Linked DNA regions of Homo sapiens: regions 1, 2 and 3 are each linked to region 4. The links are chromatin contacts, found by Hi-C or POLR2A ChIA-PET in ENCODE. All regions are on one chromosome and are shown on one strand. The core of a region is the stretch at or near the end of the contact, and the rest is flanking DNA. Distances in the headings are between cores, read along the strand shown. Region 1 has its middle 37 kb from the start of VIT. Region 2 holds the start of LBH (LBH regulator of Wnt signaling pathway). Region 3 holds the start of GPATCH11 (G-patch domain containing 11). Region 4 holds the start of FAM98A (family with sequence similarity 98 member A).

Region 1 (4,157 bases), core at 1,215-3,714, 3.1 Mb after region 4:
CATACACCCTGTCTGAAGGATGAGTTAGCCTTGGTAATGCTGGTTTAATGGGCCCACTGGAGGGAGGCCCTATTTGGATTCGCTGCATTTATGCATATGGGTGTTTGGTTCTATTCCTTCTCCCAGAGAGGCTACTTCATTGACTTCACTAGTGAAGCTCAACAGGGTCCTCACAATGTGCAGGGTATGAAGAATTCCATTTTATACCTCTGCGTCCAATTCTCTGGGATATACCCTGTCTTATTCCCCTTCCTGTCAGTCCTGTGCTCAGCAGATTGTGCTCTGGAATTCAGGGTGTGGTTCAAGGTCAGGTTAGTTTTGCCCAGAGTCACAGAGCATACAACTGGCCATCATATAGTAGAGGTCTCAAAACCAGAGCCTAGACACATGGCCTCAAAACCAGAGCCTAGACACATGACCTCAAATTCATCTGCCAATCTGAAGGGATAGATAAAGAAATGCAGAGTGCTAATTTTTTGTTCATTCATTCAAGAAATACTCACTGATAGTCATGTATATGCTGGGCACTGTTCAAGAAGTTCACATCTTGAATGAAGTGAATCCTGAACTTCTTGAATGGTGCCCAGCATATACAATGAAATAAAAAAGAATACTTGTCCTTTGTAAGATCTATATTTGACAAGGAACTGACAATGACCAAGAAATACAGAAGTAGGCAATGGAAAGCAACCTATGAAGTGTGCCAGAATCAGAGCAGGCACCTGCAGCAGGTTGACATACCAGCTTGCATGGGCATGATGAGTGTATTTATGGAGCCTGAAGTTGGACAACAAAGCCAGTCAGCTTAGAGCTTATCTTTTTCCAGATTTTTCCATTTGTTCAACAGGAATAATGATATCTGTTTTCAGATGCTTTGAATTCCAGGTATGAAAAATGACCTCTGATGTGAATGCAAAATTGTTCTCATTCCTGCATGAAAGTTCTCTGGGCTTTTTGATCTTGTCACATTTCAAAAGCTGTGTGCTCCTGTAGAATGACCCCCTGGGCTCCAATCAGGAGATCTACTGTTCTGATTGAGCTCTGCCACCAGACGTGTAACCTTAGGCAAGTTGCTTAATCTCCTGAAACCTATCTCTTCACCTGTGAAATGACTGAGTTGGATCAGGTGATCTTTAAGCTTAAAATTTTTTCTGACGTCCTGTACAATTCAAAGAAAGGTCATCTCCTAAACCAGTTTCACCAATATAAATGCTACTCACAGGAAAATTTCCTTGTTGTGGTGTATGACCGGAACTAATTTTTATTCATTTAACGCAACATTTTTATTCTTCTTTCATTGACTAAAAATATATTTTTCCTACTTCTCACTTTTTTTCCTGTGTCTTTAATTTGCAAAGTTTTTAAACCCCTGTAGCCATCATCTGTGGCAATTTGGTTGCTCGTATGAGCTTTTTTTTCTTTCTCCAAGTCAATGTTCTCGACGTTGCTCATGTGATTATGACAACATGTTAATAATATAGATTAGCTAACATTTGTCGAGTGTTTACTATAGCCAGGCACAAAGCATCTCACGTGATCATCATAGCAACTCTAAGAGATGTAATATTACCATCTTTCTCTTATAAGAGGAGAAACAGATACATTGAGGGAGTAAGAGTTTCCCAAAGTTACACAGCTAGTGAGAACTGCGCTGGTATTGTCTAACTGCAGAGTCCAAATTCATGGCTTCTATTTCAAATTAGCTCAGCTGGTATAGAGATGCAATGGGGAGGAGGGGAGGACAGAAAGGGAGGGAGGGAGGGAGAGAGGGGAAAAAAGAAGAAAAGATTAGATTCAGGGAAAAAATTATTTATATTCTATTTTTAAATAATTGTAAATCTAAATAATTGTATTTAGTCCCATGGAAAATGTATAATATGAAAACTTAGAGTATCTGCTTTATTGAAAACTAGAGACTAATGAGAAAAATAATACTTTTTAGTTTAGCTATTACAGTATTATTATCTGGGCCTATTTAGGAAGTTGCAGAATGGCGGCAGCTTTCCAACTTTTATTCTGAAATTAGATCCTGGGGCCTATGGCAAGGGTAGGGCAGACAGCATATGGCCCAAGGTCAAAGACTGCCTAGGACAAACCCAAAAGTATGCCTCAACAGAGGTAAGAACTAATTCACAAATTCCATAACAATAAATGGCGACTGTGAGCATATGACTGACCCATTCTATTTTCAAGTAAGGTCAAGTCAGAAAGCTGAATTTAGGACAACTAAGAGCCAATAATATTCTTGGCTGGAAAGCCTGCCATTCATCAACAGAATCACATGTCTACAGAGCTCTCCAGCTTAACTAAGTTCATGACCATTTTGGGAAAGGTATGATGTCTTGCTAAAGCCTCAGCTTTGCTCATCAAGTTCTGGTGCCCACACCAGGATTTTCAGGCAGTTGTTCCTCTGGTGAGGTAACATTTGTTCTGTAGGAGATGGCCTTTAGCACCAGCACTCCTGTTGTCAAGAGGTCTTTGCACTCAATCACATCTATTGACAATCTGCAACCTGCTAGGTCATGGACTGAATGCTTCATCAAGGTTATTTATGAGTCACCATGACTTCAGGGTTTTTTTGTTTCATGCAAAGATCAGAAGTACAAAAATAGCTTTATTTAATCAGAAAGAGCTAGAAAATAACTGTCTTGTACATTCCTCCTGTGGTTATGGTTTCCAGTACCCTTTTCTTCAATTAATTATATAAATATACTCAACTTCAAGGATCTTATTTTCCCCCAAATCATTCATGTGGTAACAAGGGAATAGAAAAGCCTTCATGAGCAAGTACATTGATGTTCCACAAAAGCTTCTGAAACATGTACCTCGAGTAGACACCAGTCTGCATCTCATTTCTTTAAGGCTTGTTTACCTAAAGTATGACAGGAATATTTTTCAATCAAAGCTATGGGGTGTTGTTGTTGTTTTTAAAATATCTTTTTTAAACCACCTTAACCATTTTTCAGTGTATTATACGGTGCACATTGTTGTGCAAAGAATCTCCAGAAATTTTCGTATTGCATATCTGAAACTCTATAGCCATTAAACAGTAACTTTTCTTTTTCCCCTCCCCCTAACCCCTGCTAACCACTATTCTACTTTCTAAGAGTTTGACTACTTTAGATTCCTCATATAAATGGAATCATGCAGCGTTTGTCTTTTTGTGACTGGCTTATGTCACTTAGCAAAACATCCTCAAGGTTCATCCACGTTGTAGCACATGGCAGGATTTGCTCCTTTTTTAAAGCTGAATAATATTCCATTGTATGTATAGACCACATTTCATTTATCCATCCATCTGTTGATGGACATTTAGGTGGCTTCCACCTCCTGGCTATTGTTAATAACACTGCAATGAACATGAGTATGCAAATCAATCTTTGAGATACTGTTTTCAATTCTTTTGGATATATACCCAGAAGTGGGATTGCTAGATCATGTGATAATTCTATTTGGAATTTTTGAGGAACCTCCATACTATTTTCCATAGCTGCTGCACCATTTTATATTTGCACAAGCAATGCATAGGGTTCCAATTTTCCCATATCCTTGCCAACACTTGTTATTTTCTGTGTTTTTTAAAACAGTGGCCATCTTAATGAGTGAGGTATATTTTTTCACCATCTTTTATAAAGAGCAAAATAATAACCAAGCAAACAATTTCAAGTAATTTAATTAAATGTTATCAAATCAAATCAATCATCTAACACTATCATCTTCCTGGCACTAACTTATTCTTTGTTTTATGCAAAAGTTAGTCAATATACACAGAACCTCTCATGCAGCAATTCAACCTTTAGGTATACGTTCAACATAAATCAGTACTTATATCCACCTAAAGACATGTATAAGAATGTTCACAGAGCTTTACTCACAATAGCCCAAAACTGAAGACTACCAAAGTCCAGAGACATTACAACAGATAAATAAATTGAAGTATATTTACATAATGGAGTACCAAACAGCAGTGAAAAAAAAAAGAACTGCTATATGTGACAACTTTGATGAATTTTATATACATAACATTGAGTAGGCCAGGCCAGATGCAGTGGCACGCACCTGTAATCCCAGCACTTTGGGAGGCCAAGGTGGGTGGATTGCTTAAGCCCAGGAGTTTGAGACTAGCCTGGGCAACAAGGCGAGACCTTGTCTCTACA
Region 2 (3,775 bases), core at 1,029-3,528, 3.4 Mb before region 4:
TTGGTCAGATTGGTCTTGAGCTCCTGACCTCAGGTGATCCACCTGCCTCAGCCTCCCAAAGTGCTGGGATTACCAGGCGTGAGCCACCGCACCCAGCCACCTCCCATATTTTCAAATGAATGGATGTGTCACTGTGATTCCAGAGGAGAAACAGAAAATGCAGACTGGGGATCACAACCCCAGGCTTATTTCTATTTTAACTTACTGACAGAGATGAACTTTAGCTAAAATGGGCATTAATAAGTTTCCCAAAGAGTAGGCCTCAGGTAATTCCCTCAATGCACTCCAATGTAGAGGATTTTTCCAGAGGCCAGATAACAGCTGGTGGAGGCCTTACTCCCCACCCTCTTCTCCAAAATGAGGCCATTTTGACATTTAGATATTTGGGAAAATGGGGAGGGAGGGAAATAGCTTTCTGAGTTTTGAAAGCTTCACATGGCAATAATCACAAACACATAAAGTGTGTCTGTTATGTGTAAAAGTGGCGCAACAGTCTTTGATCCCAGCCTCACCAGAGATTGCTACTGGGAAGAAGTGGCAGAAGGCTTCATCCTGCCCACCCGGGGTCTAGCCCAGACATTTTCCTCTGAGTGCCTGGAAGTCTCAGCCTGGAAACTAGCTCTCCAAGCATTGGCGTCTCCTGTGGCTGCCTAGATGACAATGTGCCACACCTGGCTAGTGACACTGAGAAGCTTCCCCACCCTCTGTGCAGGACATCAACAATAACCCCATCCCTGCAGCATCTCCCGTTTAGCCCCTCCATCAGGCAACACCCCCAGAGGAAGAGAATGCGTTTAGCTTGGGAGGTGGGGGAATTTCTCTGGTTGGAGGGGGCAGCCAGGGGCTTGTCATGAAGCTGTGTTTTCATAGGAAGCACACTATTTTAACTCAGGTTGTACATATAAGCATATAAGTGATTGAAAATAGCCCAGTTATTTTTAAATAAATTATTCTCATCAATTCTTATAATTTTTGTTTGGGCTGGTTTTGCGGGGACTGATGAAAATTATGAGGGTCTTCTCTCACGGCTTCCTTCAGGGTCCTACCCCTGTCGAACCTTCGCCATTAATTCTGTCATCCTTTTGCCTGAGATAAGCTATGCGTTTCCACTTTCAAGTACATATATACGGATTCAATACACTCACTGCCTTTCTTTTAAAAAGCTGATTCACTTCAAAGCCAATTTAATTTTGCTTAGTTTTTGATCTCCCCGCGCCCCCTTTCCTCAGCCCCTATACACAGGTAGGTGAGGGTTCTAAAGCCATTTTACAGGCGTGATTGAAGCGGAGGCCACAGAGCGGCAGCGCTGGGTCCCGAGTGAGACTCCCATCATGTGGCTCTGGGGGGCTGCGCAGCTTTGACTGCCTGGACAGACGCCCAGAGCTGCAATTCCTGGGCAGTGTGGGAGGCGTTCGGCTAAAGCTCTTTGTTTCTGCTGTCATGAGCGACTCCTCGGAGAAGACGTGGGAGTCAAGGATGGGGGGCGGCGTGCACACCGCCCGCCCACACCTTCTGCCCCCGCTGCAGACCGGGCGTATGTGTGTCTCCAATGGAAAAATCCTACCCAGGACGACACCACATCCTTGCTCCCACAAATAAAACCTTCCACGGAACTCAGGGCTGCAGACCAGCCCTTCGCAAGCCAACGCGCCCCGTGGGCACTCGGTCCCCCGGCTCCGCGTCTCTGCCACCTTCCCACCGCTTCTTCTTTAACCATGCTCTTGTTTCCCCTCGCTGATCGCAAGGCTGCGGGCGAGGATTCCAGAGAGAGGCCTAGTATGGGGAACAAACGCTTCAGAGGGGTCCGAGGTGGGCTGGGGACAGCCAGTGGATGGGAAGGAGGGCGCTGGCGCCGGGCGGCTGGGGTGGAGGAGTGGCGGGTGCCCTACCCCGGCGCAGAGCAGCCGCCGAGCTGTCATGTCCCGAGCGGCCCCCGCGCCCTCCTTGCGCCCACCTCCGCCGCGCTGGAGTTCGGGGTGTGCGTGGAGGGGGCTGTGAGCGGGAAGCGGCGCGGACGCGGAGTCCGGGCCGGTGCGAGTGAGCGCGTGTGCGCGTGGGAGAGCGGCGGGAGGGGGCCGGGCTCGCAGCCGCAGCGAACCACGGCCCCGGGAGCAGAGCCGAGCGCGCCCCCGAGCCGCCGCCCGCCGGAGCTGCGAGCGCTGAAGCCATTCATGATTTTGGTGACGTTATTCCAGGAGTGGGCGAGGGAGGGCGGGGCCTCTCGGGGCCAAGCCCCGCCCCCGCCCCTATAAATACGGCTTCCCGGGCTCTTTGTGGGGCTGAGTGCTCAGTGGAGAGCGGGGAGTTGTGTCCACCTTGCCGACGTCGCTAGCCGTGGGGCTGTCCTGGGAAGGCGGACGGCGAGCGCCCGGTGTCCGCACTCGGCCGCCTGCCGTGCCCGTCTGCGCCCGTGTCATCCTCACTCGGGACGCAGGGACCGTTTTTAAATCACAGGGGCGTGTGTCAGCCTGCCCTAGGACTTCATGTCTATATATTTCCCCATTCACTGGTGAGTACCCTGCGCCTGCGGCGGGCGTCTGTCTCGCGGCGGTGGCTGCGGGCCCGGGCGCCTGCTTCGTGCCGGCTCCGGGTGCGAGGGCAGCCGGCGGCGCGGGCGCTCAGCGCTAACCCGCCGCCCGAGCCCGTGCAGGAGTCAACGTCAAGGTTGCAAAGGTGGGGGTGGGGGGAGGGGGTGCTGAGAACATCCAGACAAAGGACGTGAACTCGGAGCCCTCACCTAAGTGACGGCCGGAGGGTTTGTATTGGTTGGCGGGGGAGCCAGGGGTCACGTGTGAATCCCCCCCAATGAAACCACCCTATGCGGAGAGCTGCAGGAGGCGCGCGCCCCACTTGGCGCAGGGGGGCTCCTGCTCTTCCCGGGCCCCTCCTCTTTTTCTTTTTGTTTGCATGCAAGTCTCAACGTCGAGGCCGGCAGCAGCGGGGCTGAGCTGGTGCGGCCGCAGGGTTTGCAGAGCTCCGGGGGGGTGGGGGGCGGGAAACGCTCTCCCCACACGTAACCCCACTAAAGCCACAAGCAGCAGGGCACGCGCTGCAGCCTCTCAACCCCTGCCCTCTCCACCGCCCCTAAAAACCGACGCACATTGGTGGGGGCCGGGACTGGGAGGAGCCGCCTTCGCCGTGCTGAAGGGGAAGGAGCCCGGGCCGGGCGCGGGGCGTCGGAGGTTTGCCCCGGACTGGGGATCGGAGCCGGGAGGGATGCAGAGAGAGGCAGGCCCCTGACTGCTGGGACTTCCTTGCTGGCAGTTTCTTCCTTCCTGCTCTGGGTTAGAGGAGAAGCGGCCGGGGGCGAGCGCCGGCAGCCCCGGAGCGCGCTCTCAGGTGCGGACGTGGGGAGCTCGGCCCCGAGTCTCCGGCAGGCGCTGAGCGAAGGGAAAACCGGCGCAAGCCGCGGCGGGGTCCGGCCTGGCCCAAGAAGCGGAAAGTTCATGCTTCTCGCTTCAACTTTTCGGGCCGGCGCCACAGCCCCGAGCGAGGAAGAGCCGCCCCTACGTCAGACTCTTCACCCTGCGTGCGCTCTTCTGGCTCCTTTCTTTGGAGGTCGCCAGCAGCCTTTCCAAGACCCGGGAGGAAACTGCCTTTGCAGGGCCCAGCTCCCGAACCTAAACTTGCCGCAAAGCCCCGCATCTTCTGTTAGTCTCCCTGCCCCCATCCGTCCCAGCCTGGCAGTGTTTAGAGAGGGGACTGAACTTCCCTCTCTCAACAGTTCAAGTTCCCCCACCCCGAGGCTTGTGTACCCTTCTTGTGGGTGCCCCTC
Region 3 (4,037 bases), core at 777-3,276, 3.5 Mb after region 4:
GACATGTTCATGATGGCCATAACGAAACCCGAATGAGGGCAAGGAACACCTGGCCTGAAAACCGCTTAAAGGCGCTCTTAAACCACAAACAATACCATGAGCGATCTGCGCCTTAAGGGCATGTTCCTGCTGCACAGAACTAGCCAGACCCACCCCTTTGTTTCAGCATACCCCTTCGTTTCCCATAAGGGATACTTTTAGCTAATCGAATATCTGTAGAAACAATGTTAATGGCTGGCTTGCTGTTAATAGACACTTGAGTAAATCTCTGTTCCGGGGTCTCAGCTCTGAAGCCTGTGAGACCCCTGATTTCCCACTTTACACCTCTATATTTCTGTGTGTGTCTTTAATTCCTCTAGCGCCGCTAGGTTAGGGTCTCCCCAAACGAGCTGGTCTCGGCAAATCAAGGCTATGCAGGAAGAAAAAACAGATTAAAAAAAAAAAAGAGCCTATTATTGACTCCTCAAAGAGATAAGTGAAGACACTGGGATTGTTAGGCAGCATAGAGAGATCACTTGCAACGGGTGACGATGATAAATTTAAAGTGACACCAGTCATATAGCCATGTTTTTCTCCAGTTACAATGAGCTGCCCAGGTACAAACATAAAGAAGATAGGCAATGAGCTGGATTTAAACGAGGTTTGAGTTTTGCCACTAAATTTCCCATTCGTGTAATACTCTCAAGTTCCATAAGTGACCCATAAACCTTCCAAAACATAACATGTGTTTTCTTAAGAATCATGACCACATAATCTCTTCACGTTAATGCAACTGGGAAAAAAGAGCAATACCATACCTTGTTGGCAGCAACCAAGACTTTATCAAGAAATCGCAACCATTCAAAGATGAAAACTGGTCTTTTTGCTTCGGTGATTTGAGCCAAAGCTTCTTCATTTAGCAATAAACTGTGGGCTAACTCCATTACGGAAGTTTGAAATTCACACCTTAAATTTAACAGAGTAAAAAATACTTGTAAGTATTTTTTAATGTTAAAAGTCAAGCTTAATGGAATATACTCACTAAGAAAAGTAGGACTACTCATTTCATTTGGGGAAAAACTCAACTTCTTTGAGGCAAAACCTGAGAACATACTTTTAAATGACAAAAATACAAACAAAAACAGAAGAAAACTACTTGGTAAGGAAGAGTGACTCATGGAGTGAAAAGAAAATTAAAAGAAATTATTGCCAAAAAAGGCATTATTCCAGAAGAAATATGTCCAGCAACACATATGTCATTTACCCGTTCTATAAATGAAAAAACTGAAGCACTAAGATCAAACACCCCAGCCGGGCTTGACAACCATCCTCCTCTTTTTCTCGTCCAGGGTTCGGTACATAGCACCTTTACCCTCCCGCGCTGCACCTGGCCAGAGGGACTGAGGTCAAAACACCCAGCACAGACATCCCGAACTGCAGGTCTCCAAGACTCTTCCTACGCGGATGGGTGGGGCGGCCAGGCCCGGCGGCCGAAGCGTCAGTGACAACACCAGGCGGTCCGGAATGCACCCGAGAAGCCTCGCGCGCTCGGGGTCTGGCTTCACCTGGCTACTCCAAGAACCGCAAGCGGCGGACCCGGGGAAACACCAAGAGGCCGCCGCAAGCCTCCGTGGGGTTCCGCAGGCTGTCAATAGCACGAGGCGGCAGCTCGGAACTAAGCACGGAGCCAGAAAAGGGAAAATGTTCATTACGAACTCAAATGTCTTCCCCACCCGTCTGAAAATGTACGTCGGACAGGAGTCCGTGCGTGTCAACATGCATGCTTCGGCGACCTCACCTCGTAGTCTGGAAGGGAAGATCAGCTGAGCTCCGGGGGTAGAAGCAGCCACCAAGAGACCCGGATGCCCCACCTCCCGCACTCCTACCTGCAGGAAACAAGGGAAGAGCGCTTGCGCGGAGGGCTGGTCTTGCGCAAGCGCAGTCACCACGTCCTCCTATCCCCACCCGCCGCGAATTTCCAATAGAGTCTGCACTAGGAAACTGGTGGGAGCCGAGGTCCGGAAGTCCGACGCTGGTCGGTGGGCGCATGCGCAGCGCGCGCTCTACGGCGCTGAACCGGGGCGAGCAGAGAGCTGTCAGGTAAGAGAGCTGTCAGGTAAGGGTCTGGGGACAACCGGTAGAATGATAAAAGGCAGAGTGCGCTGGCCATGACTACCGTATCACACCGTCAGCCACTTTTCCATCCGTGGGTGGTTGCGTCTGTGGGACGCTTGCAGCCAGGAGGAACGCGTGAGGGAAGGGATCAGCGGTTCCTGAGCGTAGTATTGAGAGTGGGACGTTTCTTGTCACATTTATACTGTAGGTCCATTTCTCCACTTGTATATGTAATGGGACTCTCAATATGTCTGTTTCCCGACTACGCCCCCTAAAAAAACAAAAACAAACCTACTCCTACAGTCTTCCCACTCTCAAAAAACGTTAACTCCGTTCTTCCATGTATTCAGGCCAAAAACTTAGCGTTATCTTGACATCGTTCTTTACGTACTACCTACAACATCAGCAAATCCTGTAAGCTCTACCTTCAAGTGTACCCCAAATGCGACCACTTGCATTGCTATCACTCTGGTACGAGCCTCCATCATCTCTGCCAGGGTATCGCCTTGTGAAGTTTATGCTTATCTTTGATGGAAATGGATAATGCTAAAGTATATTTTACCAATAGAAAGAGAGCTTTAAAAGCAACCTGTAACCCCATTCAGATGTGCCTGGCACTTTAAAGTTAAGTAGGTCTCTTAAAAACAATGTAATCCTATTTGCAAGGCACTATGACCCGGATTCTTTGTGGTTTTGAAATAGTCATTTAGCCATACTGAACCTTAATTTCTCCAACAGGAAAAACTCTTCCTACCTTGTAGAGTTGTTAGTGGTGGTTAAATGTGATAAAAATGTGTGATATACTGGGTAAGTGTTAAACCATTATGTGTAAAAATGCTGTTATTACCAATGAAGAATCTGAGGTTTAGAGGAAGCGGGTGAATTACCATAAATGCTGTATATAATAGTGCACGTTTTTAACTTATAATAAAAATAGGTAAACTAAACTGTAATGTTTAAAGATGCACACGTGGATGACAAAACTATCGAGAAAATGAAGGAAATGATTGCCATAAAAAACAGAATAGTGACTATTCTTAGAACCAAAAGAGAGTTGCAACTGGATAGGGGACAAAGAGGGCTCCCAGGTGCCTGATAAGGTTCTACTTCCTGATAACTTTTGCTACATAACAAATTATCCCCAAATGTAGCAGCTTAAGATAACTGTAATCATTTGTTATCTCACAGTTTCTATGGGTCAGGAATTTGTTAGCAGCTTAGCTTAGTTTAGCATGGACTTTCTTAAGAAGTTGCAGTGAAGATGCCAGCCCAGGCTGAGTCATTTGAAGGCCTGACTGGAGCAAGAGAATCCATTTCCAAGGTAGCTCACTCCTGTGGCTCATGAGTTTGTGCTGGCTTTTAATAGGAGGACTCAGTTCCAATCGTGTGACCTTCTCCATAGAGCTTCTTGAGTATCCTTATTATGTGACCACTGACTTCCTTCAAGTGAGTCATCTAACTTCAAAGTTAGAATGACCTAAGAGCTGCAGTTATGACCAAAAAATCAACTCCATCATCTCCACAAAATCCTGTTGGTTACACAGGTTAATCCTGTTCACTGTGGAAGGAGACTACACTAAGGATGTAGAAAACCACACAGCAAGAATGACTGGGAGTCATTTTGGAGGGTACCACATGGTTACAAGAATGTTTGACTCACAGAAATGTATTAAGCTGTACATTTGTTTTATGTGTTTTCTGTACGTATTTAAAAAGTGTTTAAAAATGACTTGTTGACATAGGAAAAAGTTATAAAATTACAAATATTAAAGACCCTTTTTATCCTCATTGTTGCTAAACAATTATTAAGCATTTGTGTTTGGGATGCAGTGGTAGGTAGGGAGGATATAGGGGACTTGTCTTTGTGTTTAACACAAGATATACATTATCTAGTTGAGAAGATATACATTAAAAATATAAAAAACCAGGCCAGGTGTGGTGGC
Region 4 (4,131 bases), core at 1,599-4,098:
AATGAACTCCAATCACCAATATTCTAAAATATAAGATTTCTGTCACTCCAAGTAATCTTAAATACATATTATTCAGATTGCTTTACATTCTCTTAAATATTGATAATAATGCTTACTTAAGATGATACAATAAATATGCTTAAGATAATATAATGTTTAGGCCAGGCGTGGTGGCTCACGCCTGTAATCCCAGCACTTTGGGAGGCCGAGGCAGGTGGATCACGAGGTCAGGAGACCAAGACGATCCTGGCTAACACGATGAAACCCCATCTCTAATAAAAATACAAAAAAATTAACCAGGCATGGTGGAGGGCGCCTGTAGTCTCAGCTACTCAGGAGGCTGAGGCAGGAGAATGGCTTGAATCCAGGAGGCAGAGCTTGCAGTTAGCCGAGATCGCACTACTGCACTCCAGCCTGGGCGACAGAGCAAGACTCCGTATCAAAAAAAAAAAAAAAAAAAGATAATATAATGTTGAGAACTACAGGTATGTTAGAGAAATGACAGTTCTCAAACCCTTTAAAATATGATTATAGGTTTATACAGTATATGCAACAAAATGAAAACAAATCATACATAAAAAAATGAGATCACATGTAGTCTGGCATCTAGATTTATAAACTATGTATTATTAGACACTGAAATCAAAAGACTAGGCCTAGAAGTTTCTCCTTGAGTTTCACATTTAGACTTCATTAGTTTATTCAACAAGTAGTTACTGAATTCCTACTGTGTGCCAGGTAAGAGATAAAAGATGACTATTTGCCAGGATCAGTGGCATACACCTGTAGTCCCAGCTACTCCGGAGCCTGAAGTGGGAGGATCGCTTGAGGCTAGGAGTTCGAGACCAGCCTGGTCACCAGAGCAAGACCTCATCTCTTAATAAATAAATAAATAGAAAAGGTAGTCATTTAATTCTAATATTTCTCAGTTAATCCTTTAAAAGTACATTTCAGTTAATTAAGGCTGACTTTTAATATTTGAATGCCACCAAACTAAGTAGTTAAGGTTAAAATTTATAACAGTTTTCAGAAAATCCATGGTTTACATTACACTCTATGTCAAGTAGTTATGTGATTACAATTACTACAGTAACAATTACTTGTACAGTACCCAAAAGAATAAAAAGTTAAAAAAAGGAGGGGGAAAAAAAAAGACAATAATGGGAAGAAACAGCATCCGTGGCCAATTCTTAAGTGACCACTATCCATGCAGAAAGACTACATTTAATAAGGTCTACCCCCTTCCTTTCATTCCACTCATTCCACTACAGTACTATAGTGTCATTTATTCCAGAAAGAAGCTTCTAGGATTTCATTTCCTTTCCCAGTAAAGGGACCCTCCTCAGGGCTCCTCACAGCATATTTTCCCAGTATCCTGTGAACCCCTCTTCCACCTCACCTTGTACTCTAAGGGCCTAACACTGCCACAAAGAAACTGTTCCTAAAAAAGTCCTAATGAATGAATGGTTTCATGTGTGAACAAGCGATTCAGTCTGAGATGTCAACTAAAGAGACTATTTTGCTGAATGACTTTAACATATGCCCTAATGAAAGAAAGAAGCCCCCTAAAGTCTGGAATATTTATAAAAATTCAGAGCAAGTTTCCAAGAAAAGAACAATAGTATTTCACTGTGACAAAGACAGATGATAAGCAAGACTACTTCGTTCCTAAAAATTTCTACTAGGGTAGTAAATTATTCAAATAGGCAGACTTTGGGAATCCTCAAGGTGTTTTTTCCTAAAGAAAGGTTTCTCTCAAAGGTTTCCTTGTCATGGAAAAACCTAAGAGAAAATTTTGATAAAGAACTTGTTACTTAGAAATACAGCTAGCTAAATCTGTACTTTGTTTTGATACCGTACCTGTAGGTAAGTATCTAACCATACAATTTGTTTCTGGAACCACATTTAGCCCAAGAGGGTCCACGTTCTCAAGTTTAATAGAGTACACTGATCTGGGTGACCCAGTGAGATAACAAACCCTATTTCCAGCTTCTAGATACTGATGAATTATGGTTGAATAAATATCAGGAGAAGGAGAGACACAATGCAAAACAAATACGCAGGTTCTTCGTGGGTGAAGACGACCCTGGTCTAATGGGGCTCAACGAGGCAGAGTATCACAGAGTCAAAGCAAACTGCTGGTGGTTCCCAGGGACGTGGTGATAGGTTAGATGCACAAGCGAGCTGGCCAGCGGAACAGATGCAGCGCCCATACAAGTGGCTTAGCGAAGCCTGGGTGCATGCAGAGATGACTGGGCAAAGGAGAAATTTTGAGAGAAGTGGGGTGGGGTAGGAGGAGGGGCTCAAGATGGGAGTAGGAAATTTGGAGAACAAGTAGGAAAGCAGAATCAACTTTGGCAACCTTTAGAGTTGAGGGGTTAAGGGGTAGGGCAGGAGGATGAAGCGAGGAGAGAAGCTCGGGGAGTGGGGGTGGCGAAAATCAGAGCCCAGACAATGACACGCATGACTGACAAACGCTGCGGGTAGCTCGCCTGCAGGGAGCACTGGGCAGGCCTAGGGGTGTTGGGATTGGAGGACCCCGAGCTAGCAGTGCAGACAGTGGACGTGGCATTGGGGGTGCCGGGGCCAAAGGGAAGCGACAGCCAGGAGCCACGGGGTGCGGCGTGGAGAGGCAGGTGTCTCAGACTGGGGCGCAGGAGGTGTTCCCAGGGGGCCGGCAGCGTGGGGCTTGGGAGACCCGTGCCCTGACAATCTTACCCTAGATCTTCCAACGACTCCAAGATGTCAGTCTCCATGAGGTCACACTCCATGCTACTGTGGTATTCAAATTTCCGAGTCGTCAGGCTCCCCTCTTCGCCGGCAACGCGTACACTCGCGCATGCGCGACTTCCCCGGAACTTCCAAATCCACAGCTGGCGCCTCAGCTCCCGCACTGCGCATGTCCGGAGCGTGCGCAAGAAACTTGGTCCCACTGACCGCCCCACCCCTGCCCACTAAAGAATTACAGGGCCCGCAGTTTTGCACATGCGCGTTACTGGATCGTGAAGCTAGCCGCCCAGAGAAGGGTAGGAGGACCGGCTGCGTGGCAGCTGGGCGTGGGGACCACGCGAAGGGGAGCGCTCTCGGCTCTCGTTATTGGGTGTACGCATGTGCGAATGTAGGGGGCGCGGCGGGCCGGGAAGGAGCTTGGAAGAGTCTCGGGACGCGGGTGGAGTCGGCTGTTAAACCGAGTCTCTGCATCCCAGACAGGAGATCGGGTGGCTCTTCGTAGGGTGCCGGCATGTGCTAGCCTTAGCTTGCAGGTCATGTAGAAAGGGAGAATTCTTGCGCTCCCGTCTTCAGGACGCGGGTGCGGGCCAAGTGCAGACGGCAGATAGCGTGCCATTTGATTTCCTCGTGGCTGCAGTAGCTTTATTTCAGGGTTAGGGATGAGCCAACTTTCCGCAGACTATGGATGTTCAGAAAGTTGGGTCGTTTTCCCTCATGCATTCTCTACCTGATGTCTAAAGCCCTTCCCAGACACTAAGCATGTTATTTTAAGGAGAAGGGGAGCTTCACTCCATAGCAAATAGAATAGAATATTTTTAAATCCACGTAGTTTAGACAGTGAATAAACTTTTTGGCTGTACTGTCATTACTTTTGACATTATTTGCCCGGGTGAAACATTGAGTTCACGATGTGGATGTGTTGTGATATCTTGGCAGTTACTGAGGGTGTGTTTAGAAATTACTGAAAAATCAGAAATGTTTTCAAAGTGATGGCATATTTAGAAAACTATATTTAACCATAAGTTGGCGTACTGTTAAATCGTGTAGGCATTTAATTAAAGAGTTTTCATATTGATACCTGTTGATTTTATTCTATAGTTCTCAAGCATTTTTGTGTCTGATGGATAGATGTTCCTATCCTTAGTAGTACCTTTTTCTTTTCTTTCTTTTTTTTTTTTTTTTTTTATGAGACGGAGTCTTGCTCTGTCGCTCAGGCTGGAGTGCAGTGGTGCGATCTCGGCTCACTGCAAGCTCCGCCTCCCGGGTTCACGCCATTATTCTGCCTCAGCCTCCCAAGTAGCTGGGACCACAGGCGTTCACCACCACACCCAGCTAATTTTTTGTATTTTTAGTAGAGACGGGGTTTCACCATGTTAGCCAGGATGGTCTCGATCTCCTGAC

Evidence for each region. Hi-C counts contacts between places; a loop is a spot of excess contacts on that map. ChIA-PET counts read pairs that join two places held with the same protein, here RNA polymerase II (POLR2A). Pooled maps may share reads with other maps.
Region 1: a pooled map of psoas muscle shows a loop between it and region 4 (4-fold over the local background). The contact joins the enhancer-like site here to the promoter of FAM98A in region 4. A Hi-C loop is called at or near these places in 2 of 50 pooled maps.
Region 2: a loop to region 4 is called in a map of naive thymus-derived CD4-positive, alpha-beta T cell, with 7 times the contacts of the local background. The contact joins the promoter of LBH here to the promoter of FAM98A in region 4. A Hi-C loop is called at or near these places in 1 of 168 maps with a recorded cell type or tissue (naive thymus-derived CD4-positive, alpha-beta T cell), 1 of 37 single-sample maps with no recorded cell type and 9 of 50 pooled maps. POLR2A ChIA-PET finds 5 or more read pairs at or near these places in 2 of 52 experiments (T-cell and activated T-cell).
Region 3: a loop to region 4 is called in a map of naive thymus-derived CD4-positive, alpha-beta T cell, with 9 times the contacts of the local background. The contact joins the promoter of GPATCH11 here to the promoter of FAM98A in region 4. A Hi-C loop is called at or near these places in 1 of 168 maps with a recorded cell type or tissue (naive thymus-derived CD4-positive, alpha-beta T cell) and 8 of 50 pooled maps. POLR2A ChIA-PET finds 5 or more read pairs at or near these places in 1 of 52 experiments (MCF 10A).

The regions. Positions count from the first base shown.
Region 1 is chr2:36,657,612-36,661,768 of GRCh38, forward strand. No RefSeq gene overlaps it. Among named protein-coding and RNA genes, the nearest start is that of VIT, 37 kb to the right of the region's middle. RefSeq lists an enhancer at 2,375-2,669. Within about 2 kb of position 2,465, at least 2 of the 41 ENCODE cell types and tissues checked have a DNase peak (open chromatin) inside an H3K27ac peak, as active enhancers do.
Region 2 is chr2:30,229,256-30,233,030 of GRCh38, forward strand. It overlaps LBH (LBH regulator of Wnt signaling pathway), which reads left to right and starts at 2,279. Exons shown (of 3, transcript NM_030915.4): 1 at 2,279-2,509. The coding sequence starts at 2,484. RefSeq lists enhancers at 945-1,460, 1,461-1,975 and silencers at 1,779-2,328, 2,529-2,618, 3,009-3,208, 3,219-3,278.
Region 3 is chr2:37,082,492-37,086,528 of GRCh38, forward strand. It overlaps GPATCH11 (G-patch domain containing 11), which reads left to right and starts at 2,027. Exons shown (of 9, transcript NM_174931.4): 1 at 2,027-2,079. HEATR5B (HEAT repeat containing 5B) reads right to left here and starts at 1,881. Exons shown (of 36, transcript NM_019024.3): 1 at 1,778-1,881; 2 at 798-945. The coding sequence starts at 923. RefSeq lists enhancers at 1,389-1,488, 1,959-2,118.
Region 4 is chr2:33,596,451-33,600,581 of GRCh38, forward strand. FAM98A (family with sequence similarity 98 member A) reads right to left here and starts at 2,849. Exons shown (of 8, transcript NM_015475.5): 1 at 2,719-2,849. The coding sequence starts at 2,771. It overlaps LOC105374455 (a long non-coding RNA gene), which reads left to right and starts at 2,895. Exons shown (of 3, transcript XR_939942.3): 1 at 2,895-4,131. RefSeq lists enhancers at 2,103-2,292, 2,843-2,912, 2,943-2,992, 3,133-3,362.